2 separate regions of the Homo sapiens genome follow, and region 2 is linked to region 1. A link is a contact called in ENCODE Hi-C or POLR2A ChIA-PET data. All regions are on one chromosome and are shown on one strand. Each heading gives the region's core, a stretch centred on a gene start or an enhancer-like site at or near the end of the contact. The rest is flanking DNA. Distances are from core to core; before and after follow the strand shown.

Region 1 (4,043 bases), core at 895-3,394:
ACACAGTTCCCTGTAATTCTTCCCTCACAGCACTCACCACATCTTAAAAATACACTTATGAGACTGTCTTATCATCTCTCTCCCTGAGTACAGCCAGCTCCTGGGCGGCAGAAGCTCCCTTTGCTCATGTCTGAATACCCCTCACACCAGCACTTAAGAAGCATTCAAATACTTACTAAAAGAATGTCTAAAGTCGCCAGCCAATGTGATGGACACAGGATTTTTCAAACTCAGCATTTTGGCCCTACTGTCCTGTTCCAGAACAGACTGACCACTGCTGGGGGTAGGGGGTTGGGGGGACCCTTGGAATTGGAACTCACCCCAGAAGCAGTGGAGAGTCTCTGCCTCCAAAGACGACACTGAGTTCTTTCTCCCAAGAAGTCCACCCACGGATGACCAGAGAAGGTGGAGGACCAGCTCCTACAGAGGTCAGAAGCACAGCCAGACATCGTCCCCAACCCAAGATTCAGAACATAATGGTTTGAAAAACGGACCTCAGCAGTCCGGGCAGAGTTTAGATTCCAGCAACTCCCCCTGGGTTATCTCTGCCTCCCCCAGGCCTGCACTCTTGCCCTCTTCTTGCCAGCCTGCCAGTCCACTGTAAACACTGCTCACTTCTCCCTCGGCATCCAACTCTGGGTCAGAGGCCACAGGGGGTCTCATCAGCATCAATCCCAAACCAGAGGCCACAGGGAGCTTCACCAACGTCATCCCAAACCCTCATTTCTCAAACTCCCCACCTCAGGTGATCCACCCGCCTCGACCTCACAAAGTGCTGGGATTACAGGCGTGAGCCACCTCACCCGGCCCCAAACCCTCATTTCTACTAGGGCCCTGCACTCTAGGATACGGTGCTGCAGCCAACATTTAGAATGGGAGGTGACAAGGTATCTCCCAAGAGGAGAAGGGAGCGAGGCAAGGGCAGGAAGAAGAGGCAAAGCTTGAAAGTTGATAGAAACTCCTCACAAAAGCTCCAAAGCCAGGGAAACCCAACTCAGAGAGCGGGAGATGTGGGGGTGTGCTTGTGTCTAGCCCCCTTCATTCCCTCTGGGTGGCCCCCGCTGCCCTCAGAGCCCTTCGGGTCTTCATGCCCTCCTGAAGGACTTCCTTCCCCGACCACCACAGTCCTCACTGTCTGTCCTCGGATTCTGGATCCCCCTACTTTCCTGGGTTTGCTCCTGGTGCAGGTTATTTCCACGGGGGCCATCTCAGGTTCCCCAGGGTAGCCCCCTCACCACCCCACCCGGCCCCCAGACCTGCCCACACTTGTTGAACCAAACCAAGCACCGAGGTCTCCCCACACAAGCAGAGCTGGGGGCCTGATCCTCCTGGTACCTGCACTTCCTCTTGCCCATCGGGTCCTCGACCAAAGCCCAGCCCCTTTCCTACCTCTGCTGCCACGCGGGACAGCCCAGACCCCATCCAATCCCAGGGATGGGTGTCCCTACCTACCTGCCGGCAGCAGAAGACAGCCGAGCAGCCCACCGGGGCTCCTTCTGCAGATGAGGGAAAGCCCGGATAAGGCCCCCAAGGTCACAAAGCGGGCTCCTGGGGCGACGGGCCGAGCGCCTCCCGCCCCCCAGGGGGCGTCCGGAGCCGCCTCCTCCTGCAGAGACCTAGACGATGACAGCCCCTCCTGGATGGGTGTGTCCTGGGGGCGGCCGCGGCCCAGCCCCTGCCGCTGCGGCCGAGAAGGCGTGGGCGGGCACCCCGAGGTGTCACGCGTGGCCTCCCGGGCCTGCCCCCTCCGCCTCCTGCCCGGACCGGCCCCGGGGGTCGGCAACGCGCAGGCCCGGACGGGGGTCCGGGAGGCGGGGGCGCTGCCGCGGAAGTCCCTACCCGCGTTCCGCTCCGACTCTGCAGGCCCCGGCCCCGCCGCCTCCCCGCGGCCTCCCCGCGCCGGGCGTCGAGGGCCAGCCCGGCCCCGCCGCCGCCGCCGCCCCCGAGCGCAAGCCCGGCCCGCCCGCACCTGCCGCCCGCGCCGCCGCCCACCGGCCCCGCGAGACCCACTCACCGCGCGGGCCGGGCTGGCCGAGCCACGGGCCGGACACCGGGGCCGGGGCCTGCGGGCCGGCGGCGGACCCCGCGCTACACAAAGTGACGGCCCGGGAGCTGCGCGACGGCGGCGCGTGGGCACCGGAAGTACCGCCGGCCGGCCCCGCCCCGCCCGCGCCCGCGGGGGGAGGAACTTCCGGTCACGCGGGGGCAGCGGCGCGGAGCGGGGAAGCGCGGGTTGCGGGGGTTTGCCCAGCTGGGCCTCGGGCCGGGGCGAGGACGGGGCATGCGGGGAGGGGACGGGAGCGCCCTCGACACTCGTGGGGCGCCCACAACCTCGCCCCGCTCCTGGACACCCTGGCCAGGTCTCGGAGGTGACCCCGAGGTCCCGCCGCTGCGACCACCGCCTTCCCCGAACCCCAGCCCGGCCTCGTTCATCGGGGCGCCCGCTGAGGACCAGGCCCCGCGCTGGGCCCCCTCCGCCAGTCCACGGAGCCTGCCCGGGACCCCAGGATGGTGGAGGGAGGAGGCGACCCCTGTGGTGGGGAGGGGGCCAGGTGTCCACGCCTCCACCAGATCCCCGGGCCCGCGCGGGGTGAACGTCTTGTGGGTGGGGAGGGAGGAGGGACGGGCGGGGTGAACGTCTTATGGGTGGACTGTGGCGGTTGAGTGCAGGAGGAGACTGGGGTTGTGGAGCCCGCACTTGGAGGGACATGGGGTCACGGGCAGGGAAGCGATGTCCAGGCAGAGGGCATGGCCAGTGTGGGGGCAGAAGTGACAGGCGACCCCAGGAACCCAGGGAGGGGTCGGTGAGCTCAGCGGCCACCCCCAGACCCCCACCCACAAGCCTGTCTGCACCTGCTCCCAAGAGGTGCAGCTGGGGTGTCAGGATGAGCTCTGGCATTGGTGGAGTCCAGGGTCTGTCTTCCGCCTGGAATGGTGTGGCCTGGGCCCCTTCCCCAGCTCCCAGCCCGCCTGCACCACTGTTCTTGGTGCTTTTCTGTGGGGACCCCAGGCCTGACTGGGCAAGAGATAGAGGAGGACTCGGCCAGGCACGGTGTCTGTAATCCTAGCACTTTGGGAGGTCTTGGCGGGCGGATCACGAGGTCAGGAGTTCGAGACTAGCTTGGCTAACATGGTGGGTGAAACCCCATCTCTACTAAAAATACAAAAATTAGCCGGCCGTGGTAGCGCACCCCTGTAGTCCCAGCTGCTTGGGAGGCTGAGGCAGGAGAATCGTTTGAAGCCGGGAGGCAGAGGGTGCAGTGAGCCGAGATCACACCACTGCACGCCAGCCTGGGCGACAAGGTGAGACTCTGTCTCAAAATAATAATAAGATAGAGGAGGACTCAAACCTTAGTCCCACAGAGGGGTGCAGCCCCAACCCCTTGAATCAGACCCTCACAGTGATGTCGCTTGGCTCTTGGTGTCTTAAAATGTCTTAAAGTTAATAACATTTTAAAATAAGGAGTCCCATTCTTGTTTAAAAAATAAAATTGAAAAATCAGGTTCTAATGCGGGGTCTCACACCTATAAATTAAGCACTCTGGGGGGCCGAGGCGGGTCACACCTGTAATCCCAGCACTTTGGGAAAACAAGGTGGGAGGATTGCTTGAGCCCAGGAGGTTGAGGCTGCAGTGAGCTATGATAGCACCACTCCACTCCAGCCTGGGCAACAGATTGAAACCCTGTCTCTAATAATAAATAAAATCTGAAAAATCAGAAGTTCTGGCAACACAAGGCCCCTGGTTTGCAGGGCACCAGCCAGTAGGGCCTGAGAAGTAACCAGCTTCTGTGGGTGGGACTGAGCGTGGCCATGGTCCTCAGTGCCCACCACTCCCTGTCCCTTTCCTCCAGGCCCACATCTGAATGACACTGCCTGACTCTCCTGTGGGTATCTTTTAGAACCCCTAATCCCTAGATTAGACCCTTCCCCACCCTACCTGATCCGTCAGGTTCAGTAGGAAGGTGCAATTGCCCCCAGGCACTCCCAGGAAGGGCTCTGACTGTAGGACAATTAACAATTGACCAAAAGCAGTGTCACCAGG
Region 2 (4,043 bases), core at 891-3,390, 190 kb before region 1:
CAGTGGTCACTTGAGGTCTCTCAAACAAGGACTCTGTAGATGATGTTAATGGGCCAAACGGAATGCACATCTGCCCCTAAGTGTGTTTCTTTTCTTTCTTTTCTTCTTTCTTTCTTTTTTTTTTTTTTTTTTTTTTGTTGAGACAGGGTCTTGCTCTGTTGCCCAGGCTGGAGTGTAGTGGTGCAATCTTGGCTCACTGCAACCTCCACCTACTGGGTTCAAGTAATTCTTCTGCCTCAAGCCTCCCAAGTAGCTGGAACCACAGGCATGTGCCACCACTCCTGGCTAGTTTTTTTATTTTAGTAGAGACGGGGCTGGTCTGGAACTCTGGGCCTCAAGTGATCCACCCACCTTGGCCTCCCAAAGTGCTGGGATTACAGCTATGAGCCACCGTGGCCAGCCTTGTTTATTTCTAAATGAGGCTTCCTTTGTGTCTCTACATTTCCTTCTACAAAAAAAACTGCCATGGCACAGGGGCTTATGCCTACAATCCCAGCACTTGGAGAGCCCAAGGCCAGTGGATCACTTGAGCCCAGGAGTTCGAGACCAGCCTGGGTTAACATAGTGAGACCCCAGCTCTACGAAAAATTTAAAAATTAGCCAGCCATGGTGGCATGCACCTGTGGTCCCAGCTATTCGGGAGGCTGAGGTGGGAGGATCACTTGAGCCCCGGAGTTCCAGGCTGCAGTGAGGTCTGATCTGGCCACTGCACTCCAGCCTGGGCAACAGAGCAAAGTGCTGTCTTAGAATAAAATACTTTTTAAATAAACTAAAAACAAAACAATGGGCCTGGTGTGGGTGGCTCACATCTGTAATCCCAGCACTTTCGGAGGGCAGGTGAGGCAGAATAGGGAATGAGGGTAACCAAGGGTTAAGGCATAAACAAAAGAACAGCAGGTGCAGCCAGTTCTAGGCAAGATTAGGCAGCATAGAGGCCACGTGTTCATTCCCTCAATCAGAGGCTGATTGACGGACGACAGGGGGTTGGCCGGGGGGGAGGGTGACAGCTTCTGATTGACGGGGGGGCGGGTGCGCGTCTCCACTTCAGCCTCTGATTGGTCACAGGCCAATCCTTCAGAGGGTGTAACCAATCGGAGACCTCTAACGGGCACCTAGGGGCGTTACCTAATTCTTCCAGCTTAATGAAAATCCTAATGGGGGCTCTTGAGCTGTTTGCTCTGTCTTGCTCCTGCTCTGTGAGTTGTACTTTCGCTTCAATAAATCTGTCTATTCCTTACTCCGGTTTTTTCTTTTGTTTCTTTTCGTTGCTTTGTTCTTTTGTTACTTTGTGCATTGCATTTTGTTCAGTTCTGTGTTCAACAAGCCAAGAACCTGGGCAATCCACGGTCAAGACCTTCCATCCAGTAGCAGAGGCAGGAGGATCCCTTGATGCCAAGAGTTAGAGAGCAGCCGGGGCAACAAAGTGAGACCCTGTCTCTACTATCTATCTATCTATTTTTTAATTATCTGGGCATGGTAGTGCATGCCTGTGGTCTCAGCTACTCCTCAGGCTGAGGTGGGAAGATCCCTTGAGCCCAGGAGTTGAGGCTGCAGTGAGCTATGATGGCACCACTGCACTCCAACCTGGGTGACAAAGCGAGATCTTGTCTCTAAATTAAATTTAAAACAATACCACCAAAACAACAACAGGCTGGGCGGTGGTGTCTCACGCCTGTAATCGGAGCACTTTGGGAGGCCGAAGTGGGAGACCATTTGAGGCCAGGAGTTCGAGAGCAGCCTGGGCAACACAGACCCCACCTCTACAAAAAAATAAAACTGGCCTTGGTGGCGCGCGCCTGTAATCCTAGCTACTTGGGAGGCTGAGGCAGGGGGATTGCTTGAGTGTCGGACGTTGAGGCTGCAGTGAGCTGAGATCGCGCCACTACACTCCAGCCTGGATGACAAACTGAGACCCTATCAGAAAAAACAACAACAACAAAAAAACAGTGCCCGCTCGGTTTTTCCTGAAACGCGCAGCCCTCGCCTGTAGCCAGGAGAAAACTCCGCGAGCCAGCAAAACACAAACTCGGCCAGGAAACAGACAACAAGGCCACCCGGGGGTGCCTGAAGAGGACGCTGCGAGGCGGATTCTTTTTCCGGGCCTGCGGCGAGTGCTTCCGGGGCGGTGGCGACGGAGGCGGAAGTGCGGTGTTTTAGCCGGTGGCTGCTGTCTCTGGGCGGGCCGTGGGAGGCTCCCGAGGTGGGGGCCGGGGCGGGATGGCTGCAGCGGCGGCCGGGGCCGGGAGCGGGCCCTGGGCGGCCCAGGAGAAGCAGTTCCCGCCGGCGCTGCTGAGTTTCTTCATCTACAACCCGCGCTTCGGGCCGCGCGAAGGACAGGTATGCGGAGGGGGCGGCGCGCGGGCGGGCGGCGCCGGTGTTCCCCGGGAAGGTGGCCCTGTGGTTCTGCCCACCTCGAGGGGCACTGACCTAGCCTGCATTGTGCCAGGTGCGAGTCCGGGCAGGGGGCTGCGGCGGGGACCTGACAGCAGGCAGGGACCGCTTCAGGTCCTAGGTCGATGGAATAAAGCCCCGTCGGGTCTATATCACTCCACACCCCAGGTTGAGGCTCTTTGCGCTTTGCTTTGCGTCAGTTCTGGGAAATTAAAATTGAACTTGGCTTTGTTAAGTGGGTAGTCCCCAACTAGAAGCGTGGAACCAGGGTGGCAGACGCTAGCCTTCAAATGATGCAAGCCTGGAGGTCCCTGTAATAGTTTTCGCCCAAATGAGGAAATAAATTAATTTCGGGAGGGGTGTGTGTGTGTGTGTGTGTGTGGTTTTTCTGAGGTGGGGACGGCGACTTTCTCAAAGGATGTCCGGAGCTGTGTTTTGTTTCCAGCAAGTCAGACTTCTGTTAAAGACTGTCCAGGCTGGGCGCTGTGACTCACGCCTGTAATCCCAGCACTTTAGGAGGCCGAGATGGGAGGATTGCTTGAGGCCAGGGGTTCCAGACCAGCCTGGGCAACATAGCAAGACCCCCAACTCTACAAAAAAAAAAAAAAAATTGAAAAGTGAGCCGGGCGTGGTGGCACGCACCTGTATTTCCAGTTACTCAGGAGGCTGAGGCCAGAGGATCGCTTGAGCCCAAGTGATTGAGGCTGCAGGTGAGCTGTAATAGCGCCACTGCACTACAGCCTGGGCAGCACAGACCCCATCTCCAGAAAAAGAAAAAAAAAACAACTTGTCAGTTCAAATGGCTGGGAACTGACTGGATTTAATTTTCAGGGAGCTATGTGTCTGCAGATGGGCACACCTTTACTTCTTACAAGCATTGGTGTATTACAAATTAGCACTAGGAAAGAAACCTGGAGACTTGAGTTTTCATAAAAATTACCTGGTGCTACTTCAGATGTGACTTCTTGACTATCGAAATTGCCTTTCTGACTGGTGGGCAGTATTTGCACAATGATGAGATCATTCCTGTTCTTCTTCTTATTTTAAATAATAGAGACGTCTCACTGTGTTGCCCATGCTGGTCTTGAACTCCTGAGCTCAAGTGATCCTCCCGCCTCAGCCTCTGAAAATACTAGGATTACAATTCCTGTTTTTCTAAAACCGGTTTTTGTTTTATTTTGTCATTAGCATGTGTGACACAAGAGGTCGACATTGAACTTAGCGTTTTCAATAGCTAAGATGAAATGTTTCTATTCATGTTGTGCTTCTGTTTCCTCATGTTTCAGGAGGAAAATAAGATTTTATTTTATCATCCAAATGAGGTAGAAAAGAATGAGAAGATTAGAAATGTCGGATTGTGTGAAGCTATTGTACAGTTTACAAGGTAATACCTCTAAGTGTGCCTTTAGCGTTCAGTGAATTCTTAAAACTGCTGCTGGAGAATTGTCCCAAACATATTTTTTTAACCTTTGTAGGACATTTAGCCCATCAAAACCTGCAAAATCTTTACATACACAGAAGAACAGACAGTTCTTCAATGAACCAGAAGAAAATTTCTGGATGGTCATGGTATTTACACACACAGTGTATCTTTCTGAAATTGTATGGTGAAGTTATGGGTGATCTTTACTGTTCAGAATTTAGGAAAGTTC

The links. Hi-C counts contacts between places; a loop is a spot of excess contacts on that map. ChIA-PET counts read pairs that join two places held with the same protein, here RNA polymerase II (POLR2A). Pooled maps may share reads with other maps.
Region 2: a pooled map shows a loop between it and region 1 (12-fold over the local background). The contact joins the promoter of CCZ1B here to the promoter of ZNF316 in region 1. A Hi-C loop is called at or near these places in 1 of 37 single-sample maps with no recorded cell type and 5 of 50 pooled maps. POLR2A ChIA-PET finds 5 or more read pairs at or near these places in 1 of 52 experiments (activated T-cell).

The regions. Positions count from the first base shown.
Region 1 is chr7:6,635,419-6,639,461 of GRCh38, reverse strand. It overlaps ZNF316 (zinc finger protein 316), which reads right to left and starts at 2,144. Exons shown (of 9, transcript NM_001278559.2): 1 at 2,015-2,144; 2 at 1,453-1,616; 3 at 321-420. RefSeq lists an enhancer at 1,265-1,314 and silencers at 1,375-1,804, 2,045-2,464.
Region 2 is chr7:6,824,372-6,828,414 of GRCh38, reverse strand. CCZ1B (CCZ1B vacuolar protein trafficking and biogenesis associated) reads left to right here and starts at 2,140. Exons shown (of 15, transcript NM_198097.5): 1 at 2,140-2,337; 2 at 3,678-3,775; 3 at 3,867-3,960. The coding sequence starts at 2,218. RefSeq lists an enhancer at 903-1,197.